Linked DNA regions of Homo sapiens: regions 1, 2, 4, 5 and 6 are each linked to region 3. A link is a contact called in ENCODE Hi-C or POLR2A ChIA-PET data. All regions are on one chromosome and are shown on one strand. The core of a region is the stretch at or near the end of the contact, and the rest is flanking DNA. Distances in the headings are between cores, read along the strand shown.

Evidence for each region. A loop is a pair of places that touch in the nucleus more often than their neighbours do. ChIA-PET counts read pairs that join two places held with the same protein, here RNA polymerase II (POLR2A). Pooled maps may share reads with other maps.
Region 1: a loop to region 3 is called in a map of naive thymus-derived CD4-positive, alpha-beta T cell, with 8 times the contacts of the local background. The contact joins the promoter of EFHC2 here to the promoter of KDM6A in region 3. A Hi-C loop is called at or near these places in 1 of 168 maps with a recorded cell type or tissue (naive thymus-derived CD4-positive, alpha-beta T cell) and 8 of 50 pooled maps. POLR2A ChIA-PET finds 5 or more read pairs at or near these places in 4 of 52 experiments (HEK293, K562, Panc1 and 1 more).
Region 2: a loop to region 3 is called in a map of naive thymus-derived CD4-positive, alpha-beta T cell, with 9 times the contacts of the local background. The contact joins the promoter of LINC02595 here to the promoter of KDM6A in region 3. A Hi-C loop is called at or near these places in 1 of 168 maps with a recorded cell type or tissue (naive thymus-derived CD4-positive, alpha-beta T cell) and 7 of 50 pooled maps. POLR2A ChIA-PET finds 5 or more read pairs at or near these places in 1 of 52 experiments (BJ).
Region 4: a loop to region 3 is called in a map of CD4-positive, alpha-beta T cell, with 8 times the contacts of the local background. The contact joins the enhancer-like site here to the promoter of KDM6A in region 3. A Hi-C loop is called at or near these places in 3 of 168 maps with a recorded cell type or tissue (CD4-positive, alpha-beta T cell, CD4-positive, alpha-beta memory T cell and naive thymus-derived CD4-positive, alpha-beta T cell) and 10 of 50 pooled maps. POLR2A ChIA-PET finds 5 or more read pairs at or near these places in 3 of 52 experiments (SK-N-SH, WTC11 and naive thymus-derived CD4-positive, alpha-beta T cell).
Region 5: a loop to region 3 is called in a map of esophagus muscularis mucosa, with 5 times the contacts of the local background. The contact joins the promoter of LINC01204 here to the promoter of KDM6A in region 3. A Hi-C loop is called at or near these places in 3 of 168 maps with a recorded cell type or tissue (ascending aorta, esophagus muscularis mucosa and gastrocnemius medialis) and 9 of 50 pooled maps. POLR2A ChIA-PET finds 5 or more read pairs at or near these places in 1 of 52 experiments (WTC11).
Region 6: a loop to region 3 is called in a map of IMR-90, with 4 times the contacts of the local background. The contact joins the promoter of NDP-AS1 here to the promoter of KDM6A in region 3. A Hi-C loop is called at or near these places in 5 of 168 maps with a recorded cell type or tissue (IMR-90, MCF 10A, chondrocyte and 2 more) and 19 of 50 pooled maps. POLR2A ChIA-PET finds 5 or more read pairs at or near these places in 2 of 52 experiments (HEK293 and MCF 10A).

The regions. Positions count from the first base shown.
Region 1 is chrX:44,341,677-44,346,185 of GRCh38, forward strand. EFHC2 (EF-hand domain containing 2) reads right to left here and starts at 1,996. Exons shown (of 15, transcript NM_025184.4): 1 at 1,871-1,996. The coding sequence starts at 1,912.
Region 2 is chrX:45,849,814-45,854,997 of GRCh38, forward strand. It overlaps LINC02595 (long intergenic non-protein coding RNA 2595), which reads right to left and starts at 1,677. Exons shown (of 3, transcript NR_125365.1): 1 at 1,541-1,677.
Region 3 is chrX:44,869,352-44,874,549 of GRCh38, forward strand. It overlaps KDM6A (lysine demethylase 6A), which reads left to right and starts at 3,837. Exons shown (of 30, transcript NM_001291415.2): 1 at 3,837-4,361; 2 at 4,573-4,636. The coding sequence starts at 4,201. It overlaps LOC105373190 (a long non-coding RNA gene), which reads left to right. Exons shown (of 3, transcript XR_949040.2): 3 at 863-952. RefSeq lists silencers at 3,027-3,526, 3,777-4,006, 4,347-4,606, 4,647-4,726, 4,737-4,836.
Region 4 is chrX:44,251,586-44,256,165 of GRCh38, forward strand. All of the region lies in intron 4 of EFHC2 (EF-hand domain containing 2), which reads right to left. Among named protein-coding and RNA genes, the nearest start is that of EFHC2, 90 kb to the right of the region's middle. RefSeq lists enhancers at 1,027-1,880, 1,881-2,733. Within about 2 kb of position 1,891, at least 14 of the 41 ENCODE cell types and tissues checked have a DNase peak (open chromatin) inside an H3K27ac peak, as active enhancers do; they include CD4-positive, alpha-beta T cell, where a contact is called at or near this core.
Region 5 is chrX:45,503,011-45,507,735 of GRCh38, forward strand. LINC01204 (long intergenic non-protein coding RNA 1204) reads left to right here and starts at 2,378. Exons shown (of 4, transcript NR_104644.1): 1 at 2,378-2,455. RefSeq lists an enhancer at 3,484-4,683.
Region 6 is chrX:43,946,575-43,951,081 of GRCh38, forward strand. NDP-AS1 (NDP antisense RNA 1) reads left to right here and starts at 3,158. Exons shown (of 6, transcript NR_046631.1): 1 at 3,158-3,506. NDP (norrin cystine knot growth factor NDP) reads right to left here. Exons shown (of 3, transcript NM_000266.4): 3 at 2,202-3,452. The coding sequence ends at 3,225. RefSeq lists enhancers at 2,835-3,352, 3,353-3,869.

The DNA.
Region 1 (4,509 bases), core at 746-3,245, 530 kb before region 3:
TGGGCTCAAGGGATCCTCCCATCTCTGCTTCCCAAAGTGCTGGGATTACAGGCGTGAGCCACTGCGCCCAGCCCCCATATTTAATTTCTTGATATTCATTTTGTGATCATCCATTGTGCATCTTTCTGTATATGTGTTGTACTTCATGATCTTAAAGTTTTTTAAAAAGCAAAAATATACGCAGAACCTTGCAGATTTATTAATATTTCATCCATCCACTGTTTTTCCTTCCCATCCTTAATCACTGCACGTGAGAGCTATGATACTTCTGCAGGAGGCAGGCACTGGTAATCAGAGTGTTGCTGGGCAAAAAGCTGTAGGCTTTACTTTCATTTTTTATTAAAATTACTTTTACACAGCATGCTTCTTTACTTCTGGAATCTGTTTTCATGTCCCGTCTCTCAGGGGCCTTTCTTGTTTGCGTGACTGGCTTAAACTTACCAAAGGGCAATGCTATGCTGGAAGGCCAGCCTCTGCCCATCAACCAAGAAATGCACAAATCAGTGTTCAAAGTTGGACTGACCAGACGTGTAGGGGTCAGAATTCAATGGCGTGAAGCTACAAAGAAAAAACTTGTACTTCAGGGCCAACAACTTAGATACAGACAGTGTTTGGAAACCATAAAGCCAAATACTTCAATCTGCTGCCTGCTTTCTAAAGTTATCAAAGGTTTACACAATTGCCTTGAGTGGCTCCATCTAATTCCCTCCCATCTAATTGGGAATTAGCTTCTCCTGCAGACACAGATGGCTGACCCAAGTGAAGGGTAGTAACCAGTATAAACAAAAGCCTGAATCATTTTCCTGCTGTCGTTTAAATGAGGTGCTATTTATTGGCAAAAGTTCTTTCATGCTCAGGGTTTTTTGTGTTGTGTTGCTTTGTTCTGTACGTTCATCTTCTTTTGAAATGAACCCCTCCAGGACAGGCGCAGTGGCTCAGCCTGTAATCCCAGCACTTTGGGAGACCGAGGCGGGCAGATCACTTGAGGTCAGGAGTCCGAGGCCAGCCTGGCCAACATGGTGAAACCCCATCTTTACTAAAAATACAAAAATTAGCCGGTGTGGTGGCGGGCGCCTGTAATCCCAGCTACTCGGGAGGCTGAGGCAGGAGAATCGCTTGAACCTGGGAGGTGGAGGTTGCAGTGAGCCGAGATCGGGTCACTGCACTCCAGCCTGGGCGACAGAGCGAGACTCCGTCTCAAAAAAAAAAAAAGAAATGAACCCCTCCCAATTATAAATAGAGAAAAAAAAAATCCCTCCAAGTTTGGGTGCCTGTCTCTATAAAGTTTGGGAGTAAACTTTACAGGCTGATAGAACTCTTATCTGCCACCTACCCCTCTTGATAAGTGCCAGATTTCTTCAATTTGATAATTGAAACGGTATCTTTTTTCACACAGGATACTGGGGATAATGATTAGGCTCCTGAGCTGTGGAGACAAGGTTGCTTGAAAGAAACCCAGCTTCACCACTGAGACTGTGTGGTTCTGTGCCTCAGTTTCCTCAATAGTAACTGGGAATAAAAACTACCTAATTCAAAGGGCTGTTGGGACACTGGATGCTGCATAAGGTGATTAAAGCACAGCGCCTGGCACACATTAAACCCCCAATGGTTATCGTCACTATTATTTGTTACCTTTGAGGGTCCTGCCACCTATAAGGACTCTCTCTATATATTTCTAAATTAGGAAAAACATTCAGATGCAGCTGGAGAGATGGGAGAAGCAGCCTATAAAGTTTGGTCCAAGTTGCCACCAACCCAGGGCAGCAGCATGGGGCCTCCAGGAGAGTCTGCGGAGGTGGCCACGCCACGACCCTGCCTGGACCCCAGACTCCAGCCGGGAGCTGTGACCTCGGACGCCCTTCCTACTCACGTTGCGGTTGAAGCTGTTGCCCGGCAGCAGAGGCAGGGCCATGGCGCTCAGTGTCCGAAAATCCAGGGTCCCAGAAGAGAGGGCCCGGCAGGCAGCGGCGCCTCCCGGCCGTGTTGTTTGGCCCCCACGTTGCCTGGAGACGGGAAGCGGCGTCACGGAGGGAGGAGGGGCGGGGGGTTGGCGAGAAGGATCGTGGGGGGCGGGGGACACCTCCGCGGCGCGTACCTCCTCCCCAGCCCCAGTTCCCCTCCACCCGCTTCATCCCCGCACACACTCAGCCAGGTCCTGGTCTCCTGAGGAGTCTTCTCTCTGCACACGCAGTGTGCACACACAAAGATTGACTGTTCCCTGCCCCCGCCGCTTTCTGGTTTAACCCCCTTATAGAACTCAAAGCCTTTCTTGTACTTTCTTGCTTTTCCAATTCTTGTCGCCAACAGTTTTTTGCTATGTGGTTCAAACACACAGCAAAGTACAGAAAGTAATATGACGCCCGTGTGCTCACTGAGATGTTACACAAGTCGATATTTTCCTATGTTGCATAGACATCAGCTTTTATTTTGTAATTAAAACGTTCAAGATGAATCTAAAGCCACATATACCCTGACGAAAACGCGTTGTAATGGTAACCACCGCCTTCAGTTTTTCTTCTGGATATTTTTATATTTGTTGTTTGTTTGTTTGTTTGTTGTTTTAAGACAAGGTCTCACTATGTTGCCCAGGCCGATCTCGAACTCCTGGGCTCAAGCAGCCCTCCCGCCTCTGCCTCCCAAAGTGCTGGGATTACAGGTATGAGCCACCGTGTCCGGCCCATTTTTGTATTTGAACTAAACGTTTGTAAGGCCCAATCAGGGGTGGCCGGGGCGGAGTCAGGTGTCACAAATCGCAACCCCTGTCACTCCATCGTTCACCCCAAGATAGCCGGGCCAGGAACCTCCTCTCCCGACACCTACGTCTAATCCCTCCCTGAAGCCCTAAAGGTTGGACTCGATGCTCTCTCTCAGTCACCACCTCGTCTATTTCAGCTGCGATCCCATTGTTTCTTGCCTGGTTTTCTTCTTTAAAAAGAAAAACAAACACACACAAAAAACTAACTGATCTTGCCTCCAGAGCCGTCGTTTTTATAATTCATGGTGCAGCTGTTACTCTTCTGCTTCAATAATCTAGCCTTCCCGCCGCCTTCAGAAGGTGGTGAAACTCCTTATAGCCTGGTCTGAGGAGCTTTTGTCAGAGGGCACCTACCAATGCCCTCCATCCCTTTCTTTGCCCCCTCCTCCATCTACTCCAGCTCTGAGAAACCACTGGCAGTTTCTAAATCAGGCTCTGCGGTTTCTCCTCTTGGGGCTTTTGCAAATAACACTATCGTCTAGAAACACCCTTCCTTCCTATCTTTCACATAAGTAACCCCTTCTTGTCTTTCAGGACTTGAGGCCAGCGTGGGAGTGGGGCATAGAAGGTATTGCCATTTCTTCAATATATTCTTTCACCTTCTTCCTGCCGCCTCCATCTGTATTTGGTGTCTATTCTGATCGTGGCTTTCATCCTACTACATTGTAATTACCTGTTTACTTGACATTTCTTTAAATGCCCCCAAATACCTCCAGGGCAGGGACTGTATCTCCTTTTTTATTCATCAACAATATCCATTATTGCTTCTGTGTTTATAAATTTTACACTCTAAATTTCTGCTACTTGCTTTTTTTGCCTGATTCTGTTATTGAGGCCAGGCGCGGTGGCTCATGCCTGTAATCCCAGCACTTTGGGAGGCCGAGGCAGGCGGATCAAGAGGTCAGGAGGTCGAGACCAGCCTGGCCAACATAGTGAAACCCCGTTTCTACTAAAAATATTAGTAGAATATTAATATGCTACTGGGAGGCTGAGGCAGGAGAATCGTTTGAACCGGGGAGGCTGAGGTTGCAGTGAGCTGAGATTGCTCCACTGCACTCCAGCCTGGGCAACAGAGCAAGACTCTGTCTTGAAAATAATAATAATAAAATTCTGTTATTGAGATTTCTACACATTGACACATGTAGTGTTCATTAATTTTAAACGCATTGTATGATTATACCACAAATTGTTTAACTATCTGCTCTCATCTGTTGATGACAATTAGATTGTTTCCAATTTTCCACTAGTTACCAACAATGCTGCAGTGAGCGACTCTGCCTGTTCCTTTGGCAATGATCTAGGGCACATACTGAAAGATGGAATTACGTACATATCTGAGTGCATGGCTTCATCTTTACTAGATTTTGCTAGATGATCTACAGACAGATAAACCAATTAAGAAAGTCCCCTTCCCCGTTCATCCTTTCAACAATAGGTATTACCAAATTATATAATTTTGGATAATCATCTGAATAAGTGTGAATGGTATACTATTGTTATTTTAATTTGTTTCTCCCTAATTCTCCCTAAGCAGTTGGTCATGTTTTCCCATGGTTGTTACTTTCTCCTGTGACTCAGCTATTCATATCCTTTGCAGATTTTTCTCTTCGGTCATTTGTAGTTTTTTTTTTTTAGATAGATAGATAGATATAGAGATATTCTGGATACTAATCCGAGGCATAGCAAATATTTTCTCATTGTCGTTTGTCTTTTAACTCCACTTATATAGAGTTCTTTATTGTACATAAATTTGT
Region 2 (5,184 bases), core at 427-2,926, 980 kb after region 3:
ATTCAGAATTCTGTAAATTGACACAAAGAAAGATCAGGGGCGATTCAGGCTAAGGTTACTTTACCACAAGGTTGTAAGATGTCTATTTAAAATAACAGTAATTCTAACCTGAACTACAGTTTTGTCCAATCCAAACAGCAGTTTGGTGGGGTATTTTCATCAAAATGCCCTATCCTTGATTTGAATATGAATGACTGCGGAAGGGTCTTTCTGAAACCCCACGGATTTTAATACAGGTAGGTCCTTTTTCCAAAAAAAAAAAAAAAAAAAAGTCAGGAAATGAACAAACAGGAATAAAAATTCATGAACAACTATCGGCAAATCCAAGCAGCCATGAGACGTGCGAGTGTGTGTGTGTGTGTGTGTGTGTGTGTGTGTGTGTGTGAGAGAGAGAGAGAGAGAGAGACAGAGACAGAGAGAGAGAGAGAGAGAAAGAGACAGAGAGAGACCGACCGACAGACACACACTGAGATTTCTGGAGTTAATTGCGAATAACCGCGCCGCGAAGCTTTTTTACCTCCTCCAAGTCCCACAGTCTACCTAGGACAAGTAAGCCCGGCTCCAGCACCTTAAGCCAAAGACACAAGCACCACCACCTCCACCCCCACTACCTAGGCGAGACAGCGCCAAAAGCCACCGAGCGTGCACGCCAGCCAGGCCCGCTACCCCGCAAACCCGGGAGCTTCTTTATCCCCAGCAGAGATCCGCCCCACTTACCAGTAATTTACTTTAACGCCTCGAAAGCATGATTTGGTTTACGGAATTGCAGCAAATAAAAGAAAATCAAGTCTCCTTGAGACACTGTCCTCCTCCTCCCTAGGACGCACATTCACACGGAACACTCTCCTTTCGCTCTCAACCCCGAACACGCTCTGGACTATCCCAAGAGGGTCTTTGGGGACCCGCCAGAGATCGATACTGCTCCCACGTGCCTCCATTAAACCCTTGTCCAAACATGCACAAGGCGCCAAGGGCATGTGCAGAATCAGCCCTCAGAGTAAGTTCAGCAAACCCATTCCCTACCCCCGAAAGCGCGAGGGAGCACCCTGACGCAAGCGCCGGCCCCGGCAGACAATACTCAAGCAACTCCAGCCTTCCGCGCACACGCCCCGACCGGTCCAGCCACCACTCTCTCCTCCCATGGTCCCTACAGTCTTCGGGCCGGGAGCAGGGGGCGTCCTGATGGTTGCTGGGTGTGGACTGTGAAGAGAAGGGCAACCTGCACACGCCACCGATACTGCGGGGCGGGTAGGAGATCGCAGTTTTCCAAAGCCCCACCGGTGTGCCCAGCTCCTCAGAAGGGGTGGGGTGGGGACAGTGGAACCGAGGGAGTGAACCCTAAGGGAGGCAGCTTTTCTGCACCTCTTTCCCACCTACCACAGCGCGCGCGCAGAAGCGCGCCCACCACGGGGCCGTGCACCTTCCTTCTGCCCCTGGACCTACCCAGCCCTCGCCCCCAAGCGCAGTGGCCTGGAAGAGCGGGCGTCCGGCCCGCGGTGGCCGGGGGAGCGGGCAGAGCGCCGCGCTCGGGGGTGCCCACCTGCGCGCAGGGTCGTCGCTGCTGCCGGTGCACCCGCCGCTGTTGCAGTCTCCAGCTGCAGGAGGAAGAGGCGCGGCGGCTGAGCCCCCGGACTCCACGCGCCTACTCGCGCCCCGGAGCGGTGGTCCTCATTTCCCTTCGTCCCGGCTGGCGAGCCACCCACCTCGCCCGCAGGTTCTGCCAGTCCCGCGGCCCGCCAGAGCCCAAGCTATCCTCTCCGCCCCTTTCCCGCCGCCCCGCGCTGCGCTGCGCTCCGCCCCCTGCCCGCCCATCCCCGCCGGGGCCCAGCCGGGGGCTGCGGGCGCCGCGCCTCGTGCCGCAGATTTCGGGTTCTTGGGTCTGTGGCGGTAGAAAGGGGATGGGGGGGACCAGGGGTGCGGCCCTGGGGTCCGCCCCCAACCCCGCTCTCCCAACCGGTTCCCCACTCCTGGGGCCCGCGGCGGCCGCCCGCGGCTAAGGGTGTGGGAACCGTGCACTCTGCCCCCGCTCTTCCGGCGTCTCCCCGCATGGCACCTTCCGTGGCCCAGAGGGTGCCTCGTGTCTTAGGGGGAGGGGGGTTGGTGAAGCAAGGTGGAGTGAGCCTGAGAGTGGAAGCGAAGAAATTACCATGTGAATTGCCAGGGGATGCAAGTTGCTGCCTGTGCCCTGTTTCTTCTACATTAACTACCTGGATGTGCTGCTTCCCTTGCTACAACCGCAGTAATATTCAGAAGCTTGAATATAAGATTTCCAAGTTAATTGGCTGTAGGGTGGTTGGGTTTTTTTTTTTTTAATGTAATGATGGCAGAAGACAACAGATTCACTCTTTTTAAAAAGTTACTTTACATATATGTACAATATATAAAGCCATATTTCTAATTTAAAAAATAGCAAAATGTAAATAACAGAACAGCTGTGTTTTACAGAAACAAATCCAGTGTGTATGTGTTATTTAAACCCACGGTAATTATATTAATTGGTTCGTTTTAAAGTGTATTTTAGGTATTTCTTAAAACGGACTCAGAATTTAGGGATTAGGAACCCCTGAGTTTTAATTTGGCTTTTTGTCATAGTTCTAAAATGTCAATTTCATGGAAATTACTAAATGAGGTTGTTTAGAAAAATGGGTTCTTTTTCTTCCAGGTTGGCAGCATTTTCAGATCTGGCAAAGGACAGAATTTTTTTTAAAGCCAAGAGATAATAAAATTCTCATTCATTTTCTGATGAGGGAATATCTGGTCTGGTAGCTTTTTCTTTGTTTCTCTCTTTGAGGCAAACTTCTTTTCTGTTTCTTCTTACACGTTTTTCTTCCAAAATTTCTCCTAAGTATAGGCAAAGTTATGGAAGCCGTGATTTTTGAGCCTTTGTTTTCTTAAAAGAGATGGAAAATTAATTATAATTCATTATCAATATCTATCCCAGGCTCATGATACTACATTTCACATTGATTAACCCTGTTTTTCAACTCTGCTTTTAGTAATTTCACCTAACACTTGAGAACCAAGAGTTTTTTAAGTTTCATCCTTATAAGAATGAAAGGCACACTTTAATTAACATTTTGAACCAAAATTAAATTCATTAAATTCACTAATGGAAAGTACGTTAGTACAGTATGTGTTGCTGGGTAAATGAGGACAATGTGGATGATAAACAGTTCTGAAGAAAAGACTCTGAAGCAAAGAAAACAATCCTTAGAAAAACTGATGATCCCCTTTTCAAGGAAAGGATGACAAATGCCAGTAATTATGCAAAGAATGACTCCTGCCTCTCTTTGCTTTGGTTTTGTGGCTAGGCCTGCATTTATCTCTCTTGATCATCATAATAAAAGTAAAGTAATTCAGCATTCCGGTGACACTGCTTAGTAAATTAGCAATTTGAAAATGCTTTTATTACCTAATTAATCCAAGCAAATGCCTTCGATAAATCCAGTTTTACTCTTAACATTTTTTGTGCCTCCAGAGAAACACTTGCATGAAATAAAAACAGCTAAGGCAAGCTCTAAAACAATTGCTAGCCAGATTCCTTGGGTGTGTGAGTGCAGCAATAGAGTTGATATTAAGTGACCTTTGGGTCTTAAATTATATATCAGATATTGGTTCTGAGTTGCTCACTGGCATCTTCTTGAGTGAGTTTCTGTGTGTTTGCTTTGCCGTTTATTCCCCAGAAGCATGCTTCATTTCTTCCTTTCTGCCTTACTGAATCTACCTTAGTCTAAATTATGTTCATTGAACTCTCACCAAAAAATCAGACCCTAATCCATAGCCCACTTGACAATCATCTTTGTCCTTCAAGTTTAGTCTCTTTTGAGGTCTTTGGTAAGAATCCAGCATGATTAAACATCCAAAATTGGAAAGAGTACTTCATTAGGCATGGTTCTAACTAAGAGATAACAACCAGATTTCTCAAAACAAAAGGGTGTGCCATTTGAATAAAAAGAAGAAAGAAATAAAAACAGCAAATCCATTTTGTTCAGGTCAAAACTAAGCCAACAAAATCACAATTGAAATCCTTTCTAAGCCTGAATTGTGCTACGAGATATGTAAAAAGTACAATTAAAATACACTACAAATCCTTTGCTCCACTGACCAAACACCATTATGCTTCACATTTCCCTTTTAGTTCCCGTGCTATTGAGTTTTTTTCACTGATCTTTAAATAAGAAAGTGCTCTGGACACTCCCATTATCCCCAAGGAATTCTGTGTCACCCTCCATTTGGTTTCAAAAGTTCTCTTGAAATGTCTGTGACATTGATGAGGACAGATCTGAACATCCCATGTAGACCTGTGGAAAGGGAGCTCCATGACTAGTCTACATTCAAGACAGTGGGATTAAAACAAAACATGAGTTTTGTTCTAGCAGTTTAATCCAATTGGCATCTCCCATTCTGATGCTCACTGCAGCGAAAGGTTTTATAATGTGTGTTTTTCCCTCTTGAGAAATTTTCTCTTGATAATTATTTTAATAATTTTTTGTTCGTTTACTCTTTGAGTTGTGAGCCTGAACATAATGCACAGTCTTCTCTCTTTTCTTTCCTGTGATAACTGATAATTGATTTAAGGGGAAAAGGGACACAATGAGACAACACTTTTGCCAGTTTTTTCTTCTGGCTCTAAGAAAAGCATGAATTAGCTTTCTTTACTTTGGTTGATTGGATTGAGTGGCATCATTGATTCAAATTTGCAGAATGTCAGTTGCTTTAATTGATCTCCTCGTGTTAGGGAAATACATCACTAGTTATCTCACAAGACAATGAAGATAGAGACAATACTACCCATATAATGCTCAGATTGAAATGTTGATGATCTAAGTTACTTAAAAATATGTGTGTGTATATGTGGGTGTGTATATGTATAATTCAAAGCTAAATATAAACCTGATTACTTGTAATAGATTCTTCAGTTACAAAACCTTTGGTAAGCTCTCTCATGTTTTTGGAGTATGTGATAAACTGAAGAATACCTCACTACCTTACTCACAGGAAAGTACTTTTTTTCTGATCCAGATCTCCACATAAATTCCCAACATCAACTATTTAACCGTATCATCTCATGGTTAAAAAAAGAAAAAAGAAGAAGATGATGATGAAAGAAAAGAAGAAAGAATGAAAGAAAAAGCAGGAAAGAAGAGAGAGAGAGAGAAAGAGGGGGAGGAGGGGGAGGAAGAA
Region 3 (5,198 bases), core at 2,587-5,086:
ATTTTCCTATACTTAAATGGGTTCCTTCTCTAATTAGTTGATGGTACTTACATAAATATTAACATAATATTGCTACAAATTATGTACTTAGTCTGTAATCTGACTTAGCTAGATTTTATATAATTTTATAATATTGATTTATCTATACATATATTAGTCGTATTAATTTGCTAAATTCAGATTAAACTTTCCCCAGCTCCTGGTGTATTTAGAATTATGAAAAAGAATCAGTACTAAGTGATATAAGGATGAATGTTCTATTTTCTTTTTTTTTCTGAGATGGAGTCTTGCTCTGTTGCCGAGGCTGGAGTACAATGGCATGATCTTGGCTCACTGCAACCTCTGCTTCCCAGGTTCAAGCGATTCTCCTGCGTGAGCCTCCCAAGTAGCTGGGATTACAGGCATGTGCCACCATGCTTGGCTAAGTTTTGCATTTTTTTAGTAGAGATAGGGTTTCACCATGTTGGCCAGGCTGGTCTGGAGCTACTGACCTCAGGTGATCTGCCCACCTCAGCCTCCCAAAGTGCTGATATTACAGGCGTGAGCCACCGCACCCGGCTTATAAGGCCGAAGTTTAGAATAAATGAGAGATGTAGCAATACTGGGGTTATATGCCTCAAGTATAAAGTACTTAGGACTGCTTATGTGTTGGGCTTATAGTGAGGTTGTGGAGGGAGAAGGAGGAAGTGATGGGTAGAGTAATAATAAATTTAGAACCCAGATTGTGAAAGCAAGAAAAAATTTTGGAAATTCCAGCCTTCCTATTTTATTGAGATTTTTGAATCTATGTGTCTGGCACTTTACCTACCTTATGGCATCTAAAATAATGTTATAAAGTGGCTGTATTTTCTCTTTTTCACAGATGAGAGAACTGAAGCTCAAATTAGACTAACTTGTTGAAGTCTGCCTAGCTATCAAGTGGTAAAGGTAGGATCTGAACCTAGAGCTGTATGATTCCACAATTCATGCTCCTTTGGCTGCACTACTCTGCCTTCCGGTGGGGTTTTCAGATTCACTTTTCATGGAAATTTATTATAAAATCATTTATTGTATGTCCCTATTTCTCTCTCCAGTGAAATATGTAAACCTTATAGGCTCTATATCTATTTTACATACATTTGACAGATAACACACTATGTAACATGTGTATGATGTAAGGACTTATGTTACCATATGAAATTTGTCCCATGCTTGATGATAGATCCTTGTAGTTGTAATAGACATAGAGCACTGGCCTAGAGGATAGGTAATGTTCTCAAGGTCGCACAGCCTGTGTAGAGCAAGGATTCGAATCCAGGTCTGCCTCACTCCAACTCCCACCCATTGCATCCACTCCTTGCTGTTCTGCTATTACATAGTAATAGCGGGAAGAAAAGTGTTGAGGTGTGGAGAGTGGGTAGCCTTTTTTTTCTGAGACGGAGTCTCGCTCTGTCACCCAGGCTGGAGTGCAGTGGCGCGATCTCGGCTCACTGCAAGCTCCGCGCCATTCTCCTGCCTCAGCCTCCCGAGTAGCTGGGACTACAGGCGCCCACTACCACGCCCGGCTAATTTTTTGTATTTTTAGTAGAGACGGGGTTTCACCGTGGTCTCCATCTCCCGACCTCGTGATCCACCTGCCTCGGCCTCCCAAAGTGCTGGGATTACAGGCGTGAGCCAAAGCGCCTGGCTGCCTTTTTTTTTTTTTTTTTTTTTGAGACAGAGCCTCACTCTGTCCCCAGGTTGGAGTGCAGAGGTGCAATCATGGCTCACTGCAACCTCCACCTCCCGGGTTCAAGCGATTCTTCTGCCTCAGTCTCCCGAGTAGCTGGGACTACAGGCGAGCGCCACATGCTCGACTAATTTTGTTTTTTGTATTTTTAGTAGAGGTGGGGTTTCACCACATTGGCCAGGCTGCTCTCCAACTCCTGACCTCGTGATCCGCCCGCCTCGGCCTCCCTTTGCAGGCGTGAGCCACAGAGCCCGGCCGGGATTGAGTAGCCTTATAATCCTTGAAAAGGACCTGAGTCAGGAACTGCTAACTTCAGGGAGATAGTCAAATACCAGCAAAATGTCTATCTGTGCTTGTGCAAGTGTGTGTGTATGTGTGTGTGTGTGTGTGTGTGTATGAGAGAGTGTGCGAGCGAGTTACTGGGGTCAAAATTTCCTTGGCTTTAAATGTCACCATTTGTGACAAAGTTAACAATGTATTAATTTAGCCGTAGAAAAGATTTGGCCCTTTGTACACACTCATTCAAGCAAAATGGAGTATCATAAAGGGAAAGGTGTTTCAGAGGAAGTAATTAAACATGAACTATAATCTATACAAAACTACAGTTTGTTCGTCTAGTTACTAGTCTCAGGGGAACAATTTAAAACTGTGTGCAAAATCAGTTGGGATTCCCATAGCTTCCCGCTGAATACTGGTAGGAATTACTGGGTCAGCACTGAATTGTCTTCGTCATATTTTGAAATCCAAGTTTAAATATATAATTTTTATTGGTTACAGGTGGAAAACCTATTGAAAATATAAAAAACTCCGTTTATAAACAGAATCTTGTCCTTATATGTCTATCAATTTTTTCCTATCCCTGTTATAAGACATACAGCTTAGTAAATAAATTTGCCTTTTGAGAAGAGTAGTCGAAAGGCCTATTTTTTTTTCACCTATAGTAAAGATTAAAAGTCAGACTAAAGCCTTTCCCCTGCACCTGAGAGACAGAACAACAAAATGTTACTGTTGTCTAGGGGTTACAAACCTGCAGGTTTTGGGGGATAGAAAGGATTTCTTGGGCCACCAGCTGTGATGATTTAATTATGTCTTCTCTCAGGTCTGTCCACAAGCAGCCCCTACTTTTGTAAGAAGGCTCCACTGAAATCATGGCAATAGAACCCAACATTCTGCAGATCCCGCTTCACAATTTCTCATTGCTTTTTCTTGTAAGACTGTAATGAACTACTGATAAGACACAGGGTAAACACAGCACGAAAATCTGGCCCCAAAGTGCCGCCAACAGACAGACCTTTGGCGGTGGGGAGCCATGGTCGGCAAGCCAGGCCCCGCGGGCGACTCTTCATTCCCTCCGGCCTGGGGCGTATGGGCGGGGGTCAGGGGAGCCCTTCCCCCTTCACTTTCGGCGCGGGTGAGGTGATCGGGGCTGCCAGCGCAGGTCTGGCCTAGGGCGGCACCCGGACCGCGGGGCACGGGACCGGCAGCCGCTCCCCGAGCGCCCTCCTCGCGGAGGCCATTATTTCCAGCAGTGCCAAAAGTCTGAGCCTTCTTCGGAGGGCAGAGGTCGAGGGCCGTGCGCCGCCTCCCGGCTACGCGACCTGTACCAGGCCCTGTGGGGTCCCGGGACCCCTGGAGCGCGCGCGGGACGGCCGGAGCCGCGGTCTGGGCACATCCCAGAGCTCGCGGGCAGGCAAATGCCGTCCTTGGCGTCTTCGCCCGCCGCTCGCGCCCGCCGCGGGCGGTGCCGGACCTCGCCCTTCCCCACCACTCCCCTCCCCCTCCAGAGCCCGCCGCGGTTCCCGAGGTGACACGGCCCGGACCCTCCATTCTCTGCCCCAGTGTATTTAACCAGCACAACCTAACAGGAAGCTCCCTCTCGGTGACAACCCTTCCCCCGACAGACGCGCCCAGCAGCCAACCACCGGCTAGAATTGGCCTGCGTCCCGCTCCCATCTCGGTGGCGGCCTCGGTGGGCGGGGCTCGGGCAGCTAGCAAGTTAAGTGGAGCCACGGCTGACGTGAGTCAACAAAGGTCACGTGAGGCGTGCGGGCCGCGCCGATTGGTGGCGCCAGCCGGGCGGGGAGGGGGGGTCACGGCGGCGGCGTGGGGTTCGCTGTGTGACACAATTACAACAACTTTGTGCTGGTGCCGGGGAAGTTTGTGTCTCCAACGAATCCCCTCAGTGCTCCCCAGCCCCGCGCGCTCCGGCCGTTCCCGCCGTCCCCGCCTGTGGCTGCCCCCTGCCCAACCCCGCGATGTGACCCTACAGCCGAAAGCCGCCGCTGCCGACCCGGGGGCTCCGCAGCCCCTGCCGCCGCCGCCGCCGCCTTCACCGCCGCCGCGTTGGGATTTTTCGTCGCCGCCGCCCGCGGCGGAGGAGGAGGCGGCGATAAAGTTGGTGTGCTGGTCCCGCGCGCAGATTGGGGGCGTCACTGCGGGCCCCGGTCCGAGGGGGGGTGTCGGCGTTGGAGTTGTGAATTCGCTGCGTTTCCATGAAATCCTGCGGAGTGTCGCTCGCTACCGCCGCCGCTGCCGCCGCCGCTTTCGGTGATGAGGAAAAGAAAATGGCGGCGGGAAAAGCGAGCGGCGAGAGCGAGGAGGCGTCCCCCAGCCTGACAGCCGAGGAGAGGGAGGCGCTCGGCGGACTGGACAGGTACGGGCCGCCGTCACTCGCCCGGTCGGCTCCGGACGGGCAGTAGCCGCTCTCCCGGGAGGACCGAGCGCGGCTTGTCTCTGGCGGCGGCGGGGCGGGCACCTCGGTTTGGCGCTCTTCGCGCCGCCTCCGCTGGGGCCTCGGGCTCGGGCAGGGACGGGTCGGTGGCGTTCCCTGAGCGTTAACGAGTAAACTGTGTCTGTCTCCACAGCCGCCTCTTTGGGTTCGTGAGATTTCATGAAGATGGCGCCAGGACGAAGGCCCTACTGGGCAAGGTAAGGCAGCTGCGAGTCGGAGCGCGGACACCGTCTCCCTGGCCGGCGCCGCGCTCGCCCCGGGCCCCGCGGCCGGGTCTGTGCTCATTGTGGCCACGGACGATGGTCGAGGGGCTTCCGGAAACTATTTCCTGCCTCTGCTCTCCCCCCACCCCCGGGTACCCTGCTTGCTCCCTTGCGAAATCGCTCTTTTCCTCTTGTAGCTGGAGGAACAGAGACGGGATCGCTTTGGGGCCGGGCTCAACTGGGTCGACACAACTGCCTGCTATTTTACAGCTTTTTGAGGGTAGGCCGATGATCTTCGAGGTGCCTGTTTAGGGTCAAGGGATCGTGAGTGTGTTCAGATTTTCCCAAATTTCGGACTTAACTTGCCTCTACGGGTTTAAAAAAATTCTTTTCCTTCAAGCAGGCTGTTCGTGATGCCTACTGCTAACCAAATGTTTTAGGCTTTCTTGTGTCCCCGCTCCCAGAAGGGGGAAGTTTCACGGAGTTTAGGTCGGTGAAGAGTTTGCATTGGGCTGTTGACATGTATCTCGATTGCAGTGTGTGTTACCTGAAGTTA
Region 4 (4,580 bases), core at 641-3,140, 620 kb before region 3:
GCAATACTCTGTAAAAAAAAAAAAAAAAAAAAAAAAAAAAAAAAAAAAAAAAAAAAAAAAAGATTAAAAAAAGAAAAAACTATACTTCTTTAATATTTTTTAAAACTGACTTTTCAAAAAGATTTAAAATTCTTATTTAAGAACAGACAAAACTAATCTACGGTGACAGAAATCAGAACAGTAATTGCCTCTGGGTAGGGAATTTGACCAGAAATGGGGAGAAAGGAACTTTCTGAGGTGGTAAAAATATTCTACATCTCGATTTTTGTGTTGGTTACTCAATTGCACACATTTTACAAAACTTGTTGACCTATATACTTAAGATTTATATGTTTGACTCCGTATTAATTATATCTCAACCAAATACATAATTTGTCTTTTCACTGGGAAATTCATATGTGTTCATAATTCTTACTCATTCAAAGATTTTTGTGAAGGTAAAAGGGAAGAAATATATTCACTGTTTTATTTCAGCTCAAAAAGCTTTAGGTATCAAGGATAAGAATGCCCCGGAGAAACAGGAGCACAGCAAATGGAGAAGGTCTTAAGGTCTGCAGAGCCTCTGCCTCGGCTGTCCTCTGTCCCAGGAACCACTAGTTAGTTCCATAGTCTTCTTGATGCAACTCTTCCCTCTATTTGCACTTTCGCAGCCCTGTCGTGGAGTTAAACTGCCCCCATTTCATCTGATGTAACCAAATAGGACTGTTATATAAGGAAGTGCACACTGACAAGGGAGATGTTATCCCAAATCAGGTTATACAATCTTTTTGTAAATTTTTGAAATTTCTATCTGTCGAGGGCAGTCTAGGTGCAGTCTTAACCCAAGACAGTGGGGAGACATGATGGCTTTCCAAAGACTCTTCAGTCTTATCTCTGATATTTAAATGAAATTATGGGACCACTATTTCAATTGATTGAAAAATGTTTCTTTGGCATTATGAGGCCTCTAAGAAAAGCATTATTGATAATATATGGGATTCTTTTCAGTCTAAGTTAAATTGTTTAATTTTAACTTTACAGTTCAAGACAGCAAACACTGCAGAAGTAAATGTATGAAAGTCAATATAGAAGCCTCTTATTAAACTCCTAATTTCCCAAAGATTACTATATTTATTGAAGAATTTTCTCCCTGAGGGAATAAATGCTAAAATGATGTTCCTACTCTGAAAGGAAATTATTTAAAACATTTCTTAGCTGTTCTTGGTATTTATTCTCAATTCCTGGCACAAAAGATCTTTTTCTGGGGGTGGCTGGCAAGATGGCCGAATAGGAACAGCTCTGGTCTGCAGCTCCCAGCGAGATCAATGCAAAAGGAGGGTGATTTCTGCATTTCCAACTGAGGTATCCGGCTCATCTCATTGGGACTGCTTAGACAGTAGGTGCAGCCCACGGAGGGCGAGCTGAAGCAGGGTGGGGCATCGCCTCACCCGGGAAGCACAAGGGGTCAGGGAACTCCCTCCCCTAGCCAAGGGAAGCCGTGAGGGACCGTGCTGTGAGGAACAGTGTACTCTGGCCCAGATACTATGCTTTTCCCATGGTCTTTGCAACCCTCAGACCAGGAGATTCCCTCAAGTGCCTACACCACCAGGGCCCTAGGTTTCAAGCACAAAACTGGGCAGCTGTTTGGGCAGACACCAAGCTAGCTGCAGTTTTTTTTTTTTTTCATACCCCAGTGGCGCCTGGAACACCAGTGAGACAGAACTGCTCACTCCCCTGGAAAGGAGGTGGAAGCCAGGGAGCCAAGTGGTCTAGCTCAGTGGATCCCCCCAGCAAGCTAAGACCGATGGCTTGAAATTCTCGCTGCCAGCACAGCAGTCTGAAGTCGATCTGGGACGCTGGAGCTTGGTGGGGGGAGGGGCGTCCCCCATTACTGAGGCTTGTGTAGGCGGTTTTCCCCTCACAGTGTAAACAAAGCTGCCAGGAAGTTGTAACTGGGCGGAGTCCACCACAGCTCAGCAATGATTTTGTAGCCAGACTACCTCTCTAGATTCCTCCTCTCTGGGTAAGGCATCTATGAAAGAAAGGCAGCAGCCCCAGTCACAGGCTTATAGATAAAACTCCCATCTTCCTGGGACACAGAACATGGGGGAAGGGGTGGCTGTGGGCACAGCTTCAGCAGACTTAAACGTTCCTCCTGCCAGCTCTAAAGAGAGCAGCAGACCTCCCAGCACAGTGCTCGAGCTCTGCTAAAGGACAGATTGCCTCCTCAAGTGTGTCCCTGACCCCTGTGCCTCCTGCTAGGAGACACCTCCCAGCAGGGGTTGACACCTCTTAAAGGAGACCTCCGACTGGCATCTGGAGGGTGCCCCTCTGGGACGAAGCTTCCAGAGGAAGGAACAGGTAGCAATCTTTGCTGTTCTGCAGCCTCCACTGGTGATACCAAGGCAAACAAGGTCTGGATTGGACTTCCAGGAAACTCCAGCAGACCTGCAGCAGAGAAGCCTGACTATTAGAAGGAAAACTAACAAACAGAAAGGAATAGCATCAACATCAACAAAAAGGATGTCCAAATGAAAACTCCATCCGAAGGTCAACAACATCAAAGACCAAAGGTAGATAAATCCACAAAGATGAAGAAAAACCAGCACAAAAAGGCTGAAAATTCCAAAAAACCAGAACACCTCTTCTCCTCCGAAGGATCACAACTCCTCGCCAGCAAGAGAACAAAACTGGACGGAGAATGAGTTTGATGAATTGACAGAAGTAGGCTTCAGAAGGTGGGTAATAACTAACTCCTCTGAGCTAAAGGAGCATGTTTTAACCCAATGCAAGGAAGCTAAGAACCTTGAAAAAAGGTTAGAGGAATTGCTAACTAGAATAACCAGTTTAGAGAAGAACATAAATGACCTGATGGAGCTGAAAAACACAGCACGAGAGCTTTGTGAAGCATACACAAGTATCAATAGCTGAATCGATTAAGCAGAAGAAAGGATATCAGAGATGGAAGATCAACTTAATGAAATAAAGCGTGAAGACAAGATTAGAGAAGAAAGAATGAAAAGGAACAAACAAAGCCTCCAAGAAATACGGGACTATGTGAAAAGACCAAACGTACGTTTGATTGGTGTACCTGAAAGTGATAGGGAGAATGGAACCAAGTTGGAAAACACACTTCAGCATATTATCCAGGAGAACTTCCCCAACCTAGCAAGACAGGCCAACATTCAAATTTAGGAAATACAGAGGAAACCACAAAGATACTTCTCAAGAAGAGCAACCCCAAGACACATAATTGTCAGATTCACCAAGGTTGAAATGAAGGAAAAAGTGTCAAGGGCAGCCAGAGAGAAAGGTCGGGTTACCCACAAAGGGAAGCCCATCAGACTAACAGGAGACCTCTCTGCAGAAACCCTACAAGCCACAAGAGAGTGGGGGCCAATATTCAACATCCTTAAAGAAAAGAATTTTCAACCCAGAATTTCATATCCAGCCAAACTAAGCTTCACAAGCAAGGGGGAAATAAAATCCTTTACAGATAAGCAAATGCTGAAAGATTTTGTCATCACCAGGCCTGCCTTACAAGAGCTCCTGAAGGAAGCACTAAATGTGGAAAGGAAAAATCAGTACCAGCTGCTGCAAAAACATACCAAATTATAAAGACCATTGATGCTATGAAGAAACTGCATCAATTAATGGGCAAAATAATCAGCTAGCATCATAATGACAGGATCAAATTCACACATAACAATATTAACCTTAAATGTAAACAGGCTAAATGTCCCAATTAAAAGACACAGACTGGCAAATTGGATAAAGGGTCAAGACACATCAGTGTGCTGTATTCAGGAGACCCATCTCACATGCAAAGACACACATAAGCTCAAAATAAAGGGAGGGAGGAATATTTACCAAAAAAATGGAAAGCAAAAAAAAGCAGGGGTTTCTATCCTAGTCTCTGATAAAACAGACTTTAAACCAACAAAGATCAAAAAAGACAAAGAAGGGCATTTCATAATGGTAAAGAGATCAATGCAACAAGAAGAGCCAACTATACTAAATATATATGCACCCAATACAGGAGCACCCAGATTCATAAAGCAAGTCCTTAGAGACCTACAGAGAGATTTAGACTCCCACACAATAATAATGAAAGACTTTAACACCCCACTGTCAATATTAGACAGATCAACGAGACAGAAAATTAACAAGGATATTCAGGACTTGAACTCAGCTCTGGACCAAGTGGACCTAATAGACATCTACAGAACTCTCCACCCCAAATCAACAGAGTATACATTCTTCTCAGCACCACATCACATTTATTCTAAAGTTGACCACATAATGGGAAGTAAAACACTCCTCAGCAAATGCAAAAGAACGGAAATCATAACAAACAGTCTCTCAGACCACAGAGCAATCAACTTAGAACTCAGGATTAAGAAACTCACTCAAAACCGCACAATTGCATGCAAACTGAACAACCTGCTCCTGAATGACTACTGGGTAAATAACAAAATTAAGGCAGAAATAAATAAGTTCTTTGAAACAAATGACAACAAAGACACAACATACCAGAATCTCTGGGACACAACTAAAGCAGTGTTTAGAGGCAAATTTATATATTTAGTGCTTATAAGCAC
Region 5 (4,725 bases), core at 1,128-3,627, 630 kb after region 3:
GAGGCACAGGCATGAGATAGGACAAAAGGAAAACAGGTAGAAGTATTTCTTTCCACCCCTTCCTTCTCAGACAGCAGCTGAGATCTTCTATGACTATAGCACCATTGTGCACCCCCTTCCCTCCTCTATGTGACAGCTTACAAGGGGCTCTGTTTTTTCCTGTGTTCTCCTCAGGCTTTCAGATGGTAAAGGCTTCCTGCTGTGCTAGTCTCTGTGTGCCTCAACCCTCTTATTTGTTCTTTTTTTTTTTTAATTTTTTTAGTATTTATTGATCATTCTTGGGTGTTTCTCGGAGAGGGGGATTTGGCAGGGACATAGGACAATAGTGGAGAGAAGGTCAGTAGATAAACATGTGAACAAAGGTCTCTGGTTTTCCTAGGCAGAGGACCCTGCGGCCTTCCGCAGTGTTTGTGACCCTGGGTACTTGAGATTAGGGAGTGGTGATGACTCTTAAGGAGCATGCTGCCTTCAAGCATCTGTTTAACAAAGCACATCTTGCACCGCCCTTAAGCCATTTAACCCTGAGTGGACACAGCACATGTTTCAGAGAGCACGGGGTTGGGGGTAAGGTTATAGATTAACAGCATCCCAAGGCAGAAGAATTTTTCTTAGTACAGAACAAAATGGTGTCTCCTATGTCAACTTCTTTCTACACAGACACAGTAACAATCTGATCTCTCTTTCTTTTCCCCACATTTCCCCCTTTTCTTTTCGACAAAACCGCCATCGTCATCATGGTCCGTTCTCAATGAGCTGTTGGGTACACCTCCCAGATGGGGTGGCGGCCGGGCAGAGGGGCCCCTCACTTCCCAGACGTGGCAGCCTGGCAGAGGGGCCCCCCACCTCCCAGAAGGGGTGGCCGGGGGGGCGCCCCCCACCTCCCAGACCAGGTGGCTGCTGGGCAGGGGCACTCCCCACCTCCCAGACCGGGCGGCCGGGCGGAGACGCTCCTCACTTCCCAGACTGGGCGGCTGCTGGGTGGAGGGGCTCCTCACTTCTCAGACGAGGTGGCTGGGCAGAGGCGCTCCTCACTTCCCAGACTGGGTGGCGGCCGGGCAGAGGTGCTCCTCACCTCCCAGACGGGGTGGCGGCCGGGTAGAGGTGCTCCTCACCTCCCAGAGGGGGCGGCCGGGCAGAGGCTCTCCTCACATCCCAGACGGGGCGGCCGGGCAGAGGCACTCCCCACATCCCAGATGATGGGTGGCCAGGCAGAGACGCTCCTCACTTCCTAGACAGGATGACGGCCGGGAAGATGCGCTCCTCACTTCCCAGACTGGGCCGCCGGGCAGAGGGGCTCCTCACATCCCAGATGGGCGGCCAGGCAGAGACGCTCCTCACTTCCTAGATGGGGTGGCGGCTGGGAAGAGGCGCTCCTCACTTCCCAGACTGGGTGGCCAGGCAGAGGGGCACCTCACATCCCAGACGATGGGCCGCCAGGCAGAGACACTCCTCACTTCCTAGACGGGGTGGCGGCCGGTCAGAGGCTTCAATCTCAGCACTTTGGGAGGCCAAGGCAGGCGGCTGGGAGGTGGAGGTTGTAGCAGCCGAGATCACGCCACTGCACTCCAGCCTGGGCAACATTGAGCACTGAGTGAGCGAGACTCCGTCTGCAATCCCGGCACCTGGGGAGGCCGAGGGGGGCAGATCACTCGAGGTCAGGAGCTGGAGACCAGCCCGGCCAACACGGGGAAACCCCGTCTCCACCAAAAAATACAAAAACCAGTCAGGCGTGGTGGCGCGTGCCTGCAATCCCAGGCACTCGGCAGGCTGAGGCAGGAGAATCAGGCAGGGAGGTTGCAGTGAGCCGAGATCGCGGCAGCACAGTCTAGCCTCGGGAACAGAGGGAGACCGTGGAAAGCGGGAGATGGAGAGGAGGGAGAGGGGAAGACCGTGGAAAGCGGGAGATGGAGACAAGGGAGAGGGAGAGGGAGAGGGAGCCTCTTATTTGTTCTTATAACCCAGTTGTGGTCTCTTTAAGTTTCTTCATTTGAACTTTCTGAGTTGAATTCTGTTTTCTATTGGGATCCAAACTGATAGGATGATTCCTCTATCTTACAGTACTTTCATTGATAGTACTAGATGTAGAACAGTACTATAGAAATTTAGAGAATGAAGAACAAAAATCTTGATCTTACAACCTCATTGCAGAAATGGGAAAGACATAAATACACACACAGGGATGTTAAGTCCCCAAACCCAATAAACAAGAGAAGAATCAACCCCATATGTACAGAGACAGGTGCAAGATGCACACAAGTAGGAAAGTGGGGAAGATAAACATGTTTCTCTGAGCCTCTGTTCCGACCACAGTGTGATTCACAAGTGCCTGCTTGTGCTGTGAGCTCTCCCATAGGGCAAGATCATCATAACACAATGTCACCCCAGGGAGTGCCCACATTTTAGCTTGCTTGTTGCTGGGGAAAAGACTTGCTGCTTTGTGTTTCATTTGATGAAGGTAATGCTTCCTTATCAGAAATTCATTCCATTCTAAGGTACTTTATGTTTTCCTGTTTCTCCAAAGTCTGTCATTTCCTACATGGTGTATATCTGTTTCCCTTTGTCATGGTTTAGAGGAAATACCACATTTCATGAAGATTTCATTTATGAGAAGGAAAAATAGCAGTTTTAATACTGTAAGTATTTTGTTGTTGTTGTTTTCTGAAGCAACGTAGTGAATCTCATGCATGATGGGCCAATGCTCCTCTCTCTGTGACTTCCTGGGGCATGTGCCCATGAACTGGGTGATGAGCCTCTTTGCAGACAGATATTGTTCTTTCATTTTGTTTTTATACAGTGGGGTGTATATCTTCAGCCACTCGTAGCTTAGTGCATTTTCAGTCTTGTTTTAGCCACTGGGCTAAACTGAAGCACAAAGGGCTCTTCATAATATCTTCCCATTATGGATTTGGGGCAGGGGGGCCTTACAAACACTTTTCTGTGGCTGTGTTTTGGATGGGCCCAGAAAAGCTCATTTCAGTGGTGTCCAGGGATACGTTGTTAGCAATCACTCAAGAAAGCCCACAGGGCAAAAGCTCTTGTAAAGCATTAGGATTTTACTTCTCTTAAATTCTTCAGGTAATATAAATGAGGAGAAAACTCTGGGAAGCCCCAAAGGAGGGCCTCTTGTGTTACTGTAATATACACAAATTTAATTTAACTGCACTTCAGAATTCATTTATTCATTCACTTAACAAAAATATATTAGGCACTTACTATGTGCCTGACACTAAGCAGGGTATGAACAACATTTAAAGTCAAAAAGGAATGGCCTTGGCCTTGGTCCTCAAGAAGTTTATAGCCCTGTGTCTTATCTGTTCACTACCATTTAAAGGCAACCCCAGAAGACAAATAACCTTCTTGGACTTATTTCTTAAGTTGTTCCACTTGTTTTATCACAGGCTATAAAAAGTGGTATTGTACATTGCAATTTTATCTTCTTTATTTTATTTAAACATTACAACTACTCTGTGAAGTCAATCCAGTTAGTATAACATCCTCCATTTTAAAAGTTAGGACTGAGATACTATGTAAGCCCAAAGATTTACCCTGCAGTCACAGTTGAGAGAAGTCAGGCCCTGAACCTCACTTGAGAAAAGCCTTTGCTTTCTCCACTTTACCACTGTCTTGTACCTGGCCTCTGTTACTATTTTCTCGATGTGTTAATCTTGTTCGTCACCTAGAAGACCTTAAGCTGCTAAAGGCTCAGTGTCATATATTCTTTGAACTACTCAAAACATTTAACACAATGTTGAGCATATTGTTAATCCATATGGATTGGGTGTATTGATTTAGCAAAATTTAAGTTAAACTTTGAGATATGATTGAGAGAACTGACAAGGTAGTTCAAGCTCACCTCTCCAGGACCTACATATTTGAAACAGCATTGGCATTGACTTCTTCCTTTCCAAATGACATTCTTCTGGATGGGTTTAATTTACTGTGGGTTAGGATAATTGGGAGAGGATGAGACCACTACCTGGGAGAGTTAATGGCTGAAGATATTACTCATATTCTTCATTGGAAGTTAATGCATGAGTAATTCTCGAGTGGCTTAACCAGGCCCTAGATTTCACTGGGGAGATTATGATTTTAATTTAACATATCCTGCCATACAGTGTGTGAAATATGCAGCCAGCAGCGATCGCTATGAGATGAAAGCCCAGTTGTGTTTATTTTAAGAGACTTGTGGTTCTTTGCCAAAGCCAACATTCCTGGGCAGTGAATAGACTGAGTGAATCATTCAAAGTAGGTGAGAGGTCACAAGCCTGAAAAAAAAAGAAGAAGAAAGCTGAAAGCTTTTCCTGTCAAATAGCAACCTTTGAAAAGGCATTTATAAAGCAAAATCTATTATGGAAATAGGTCTTTTCAAGATGAATCTTCTGCCTGTAAATCCTAAAGAATTCTTCTTTAGCTCCAGATAATTAGCCCTGTTGTTGTTCACCTTTCCTGGAAATCAGGGCAGAGAAATACTCTAGTTCCTATCTCTGGCTCTGGACAATATGCCCTCATTAGAGAATAGAACAGTATCCATGTTCTTTTTTTTTTTTTTTTTTTTTTGAGATGGAGTCTCGCTCTGTCGCCCAGGCTGGAGTGCAGTGGCACGATCTCGGCTCACTGCAAGCTCCGCCTCCCAGGTTCACGCCATTCTCCTGCCTCAGCCTCCCGAGTAGCTGGGACTACAGGAGCCCGCCACCACGCCCGGCTAATTTTTTTTTTTTTTTGTAT
Region 6 (4,507 bases), core at 1,908-4,407, 920 kb before region 3:
AAAAGCAAACCCATACCTTAATTTATTCAAGGTCACAAAGAAGAAATCAACTTACTCAGTTTCCCAGTCATAACGTGTATGCGACCTGCTCTACCTAACACAAAATAATGTGTTGGGTGGACTAGCAAACACAGGAGTTTAGAAGAAAATCAACCACTATTTCCTCAGGACCTAGAAAGGTTGATTTGTCCTTCATTTTGAGCTTCTGGGGATAGTTCAGGAGCTTATGTGTATTAAGATTTAAGGTATTGGTCTGTAAAACTGGGATGTCAAGAAAATCAATTAAGTTCATAAACCTATCTTCCACTGCAGTACTAACTCATTATTATTAAATGCTTAAAAATGATGAGGGCAAGATCAGTTTACAGGAGGCTTGCCCTCCACCATTATAGATTATCAGACAGATTTCTAAGAGGTAAGCTACTAAAATTATAACATACTTTAATTTTCTCATGCATAGTAAATGGGGAAGCAAATGAACACTTCTTAGACATTCCAGGAGTAATGTTTTTAACTGATCAATGTTTTCATTTGGTTGTCTCTCAATCCTTAGGGGTAGACACCAAAATAAGGCTAAATATGTTTAATTTTTAAAAGATAGAAAACAAATTCCATAGTAACTTAATATCCAGTAATGTCTGAAATCTCTCAGTTCCCAAGGCTATTTTTAGGTCTTTAGGGAAAATATAACTATTTTTCCCCTTTCTCAGCCTTGCTATTCCCCTAAACTTTACCCTGTCTCGCCACACTCTAAGATCCTGAAAGGAGCCAGGCTCCTTTCACTGGTGGCAGGAAGGAAATTAAAGCAGTCAGGGTTGTGAGGAGCAGGAAGCGTGGGTTCGAGTTCCAAATCCAAGAGTGTCTGTGACTTTCAGCCAGTTCCTGGATTTCTACAGGCCTCCATTTGCTCATGTATTTAAGGAGAGAAGAGGATGTATGCTTTCTAATAGTTCTTCCAAGGCCACTGTCCTGTGATTCTTTAATGCTCCAAGTATATTCTGCTCATTTCCATGGGGGAAACTTTGTCAATAGACCATGTAATGGGATTTGAAGGGACTATTTTCTATGGCTTCCAGAGAATTTGGAAGATATGAGTCATATAACTGCCCCCTGTAGTCCCAAATTGGTAGAAGGAAATAAAGACTAGAGTTTAGGGTATAGATTATAGATTCTCAAAGAAAATTGAGTTTTTAAGGCCCAGAAAATACTTTTTAAGGCTGGAAGTATTATTTTTCACTTTTTGATTAGCAACATGAAAGAACAGTCATAAATGTGACCAACAGTTAATACTTTCATTATCAGTTAAAAATTATAACCATTTAACTTTCAGTATTAAATTTAATTCCATTTATGACAAAATTCTTCATGTAATGGTCCAAACTGCCATTTCGCATTTGCCTTCAGAATGAGGAGAACCTCCAATTTAGGAGACTGGCTGGCTGTGTCACCACAGAGATTAAGATCAAGGTCAAGATTTAATAGCATTAGTTTCATTCTGTTTCAAAGCCATGAATACAAGTATAACCCTGCTGGCTTTCTTAAGAATGTGTGAAAGCTGTGCCAAAGAGTGTTCAAAACCATTATCTCTACTGGAAAAGTAATTCACAGGTTGGCTGTACTAACAGTGGGGGAGTTAATATCATCTCTAGTTAACCAGGACAAGGTTGCCCTGGAAACTGAATTGCCAAGTCTGGATTTGTATTGAGATACCTAAGAGGGACATAGCACTGTGCTAACATCATGAGTATTCTTGTAATGCCCAGTAATATCATTCGATCCTGAGCACTGCACAGTCAATGGCACAGAAATGTTGTTAACTATTTGTCCTTCTGCTGGTTCTTCCAACTTCACTTATGGATATTTATTTTCTTCTGAGAAAAGTGAAGAAATTAAAAAGGAGGGGACTCCTCTGTTTCATTCCATAGCTTCCAAGGAAGCCAAAATGCATTAGATTTTGTGTTTATTCAATGGGCTAAAATCTAAAACTCAGAGTCAAATTTAATAAGCCCTCAACACCTTGTTACATTGATTTCAAAAAAATGTTCCCACAATGCATTCTGGAACCCCATTTCTGTCTCCTTTTTTTTTTTTTTGACTCTTTTACTATATCATAGGAGATGCTCAAGCACTAGCTACATGTATGTTCTAGTCCACATGATAGTAGGATATCAAGTAGGAAAAAAATACTTAAACAGTCAAAATTTTGAATATACTCTTTTTATTTCAAAACGTGGGAATAACTCAAAATTTGAGCCTCCAGGACCAAAACACATTTGAACCAAACGTTCAGAAGACAAGCCAGGCCACCATTTTGGCAACATGTTTCACATGGACAAGTGGATATTAGAGAATGATGCCCGTGACACGGCTAAAGCTATAGCACACCCACAAATAGATTCATACTTGGTTGTCTAATTTGCATGCATGAGTATGGTGCATTCTCCATGCCACTAGTACATATATGCCTTTTCCAGAGTCAGTGCAGGATCCGTATTTGTGCAAGTCTTTAAAAGTCTGCTCCCTTACAAAATTTTACCATAATTTATCTGAGACAGCCTTCCTGTGACAAATTCTTTATGCTGCTTTTACTTTCAAAAAGTCATTTCTGAATAATAATTATAGCTGTCAAGAGTTCCAGCATCACATAAAAGAATCTGTTTGTTAGTTATTTTAATGTCAGTTCGCTGGCTGTGAGTAAACGTAGCTAAACATATCCACATGCTTGGTATCTGGACTTTGAAATCGGTAACCTTTAGCAGCAATGGCAACCTTAGACCAAAATGACAAGGTAAAAAAAAACATCAACAATAACAGAAGATGTCCCAGGAAAAGCTGGGCTTTTCTACTTTCCAAAGTAAATTCTTCCCCAGCGTGCACCAAACACTGACAGCCTGACACGCTTGTGTATGAGGGCCCACTTTTTCCCACTAATGCTGAATTGTTGGAAACCCAAACAGCATTGAGAGCCAAGGGGGAAAATGCCTGAATCTGAAAATGAACCAAAAGAAATTGTACCAGAGAAAGGAGATGGGAACTGCAAAGAAGTTCCCAGAGTATCTCTCTCTGTCAACAAGCATGTAGAGTCTTTATTACTAGAATATGCAGAGTCCCGGGAGAATTGTTGCATCCTTTTTTGCCTTAACTCTTTTCTTGCCAGTCTTTCCCTGGCTGGTCGAACTGCCTCTACAGTTGTCCCATCCAGAAGCCACACACAGCAGCGGGCCTCAGGAATTGCATTCCTCGCAGTGACAGGAGAGGATGTACCGGTAGGTGGCAGTGAGTCGCATGCCCCCTGAGCATCGCAGCCGCAGTGCCTTCAGCTTGGAAGTCTGGGGCCGGCAGCAGTGACAGGAGGAACGGAAGGGTTGCTTGAGGACAGTGCTGAACGACACCAAAGGCTCGGAGCGTGACGCCTGGCTGCAGTGCCCCTCGCACCTGGCCAGGAGCACCATCTGGGGAAAGAAAAGGAGGTGGTTACTCTGTGGGCATGCCACAACCTTAGCCAGGTAAAACAGCATCTTTTGAAAGACCCTCACACTCGTTGCCAATTCCTGCTAGATTAGACCAGTGGCTCAATGCATGTTGCATTTTTTTTAAGTCAACACCCAGGCCTCATTCAGATCGATTGAATTAAAATCCTTGGAGATAGGGACCAGGCTTTCATGGTTTTCAAAGCTTCTTAGGTGATTTCTAAGTGTACTGAGGGTTTAGAACCACTGAATGACGCCCATCACTGTGATGTGCGAGTAAAAACCAAAGAACAAAAGAAATTTCTCCTGACAGGTAGTGGTCTACCACTGGCCCAATGCATTGCAATTCTACCAGTAGCAAAATGCAGAAAGTCAATCCAAATTGAAACCAAGAAGTAAATTAAAATGACTACCAAAAAAAAAAAAAAAAAAAAGAAATTGATTTGTGCAGGAAATAGCTAAAGAACAGGAATATAGTTTCTGAATAAGAAAATAGGATAGCCTGAGTAATGCTTAGGAAGAAATATTCTGGGTGCTGCAATTTGGGACAAGAGAATGAAGTAGAGACAGGGCATGTCTGGGGCCCTGAAATCACACTTCTGGGTTTATATGTTGAAGGAGCCTGGGATTTATGTAATTGCATCCGCATCTTCAGAGTCATTTGCGGCAAATATTAGGATGTACCCATTCTGATAATCTCTATTTCCAAAGATTGGGCTGGAATAACGGAGGCTATGTGTTCTTTATAGTAGCTCTTAATCTGGCTTTAGCAAACAGACACCTTTAAGAATCTGATGAAAACTACCAAAGTTATCCCCAGAAAAATGTACATAAGCACACACACAATTTGCATACAGCTTAACGGAATGGAAAAAAGGATCATTTATGTATCCCATACAAAACTCCTGGTATCCTGGGAGTGGGAGTAATAGGTGGGTAGGGTGGGACAGCTTGACTCATTAAGCTGCATAATCCTAATATCAAGGTGGGGAGGGGAATGGAGAATCTGAGATTATTGGTCCCATGGTTATGTAAGA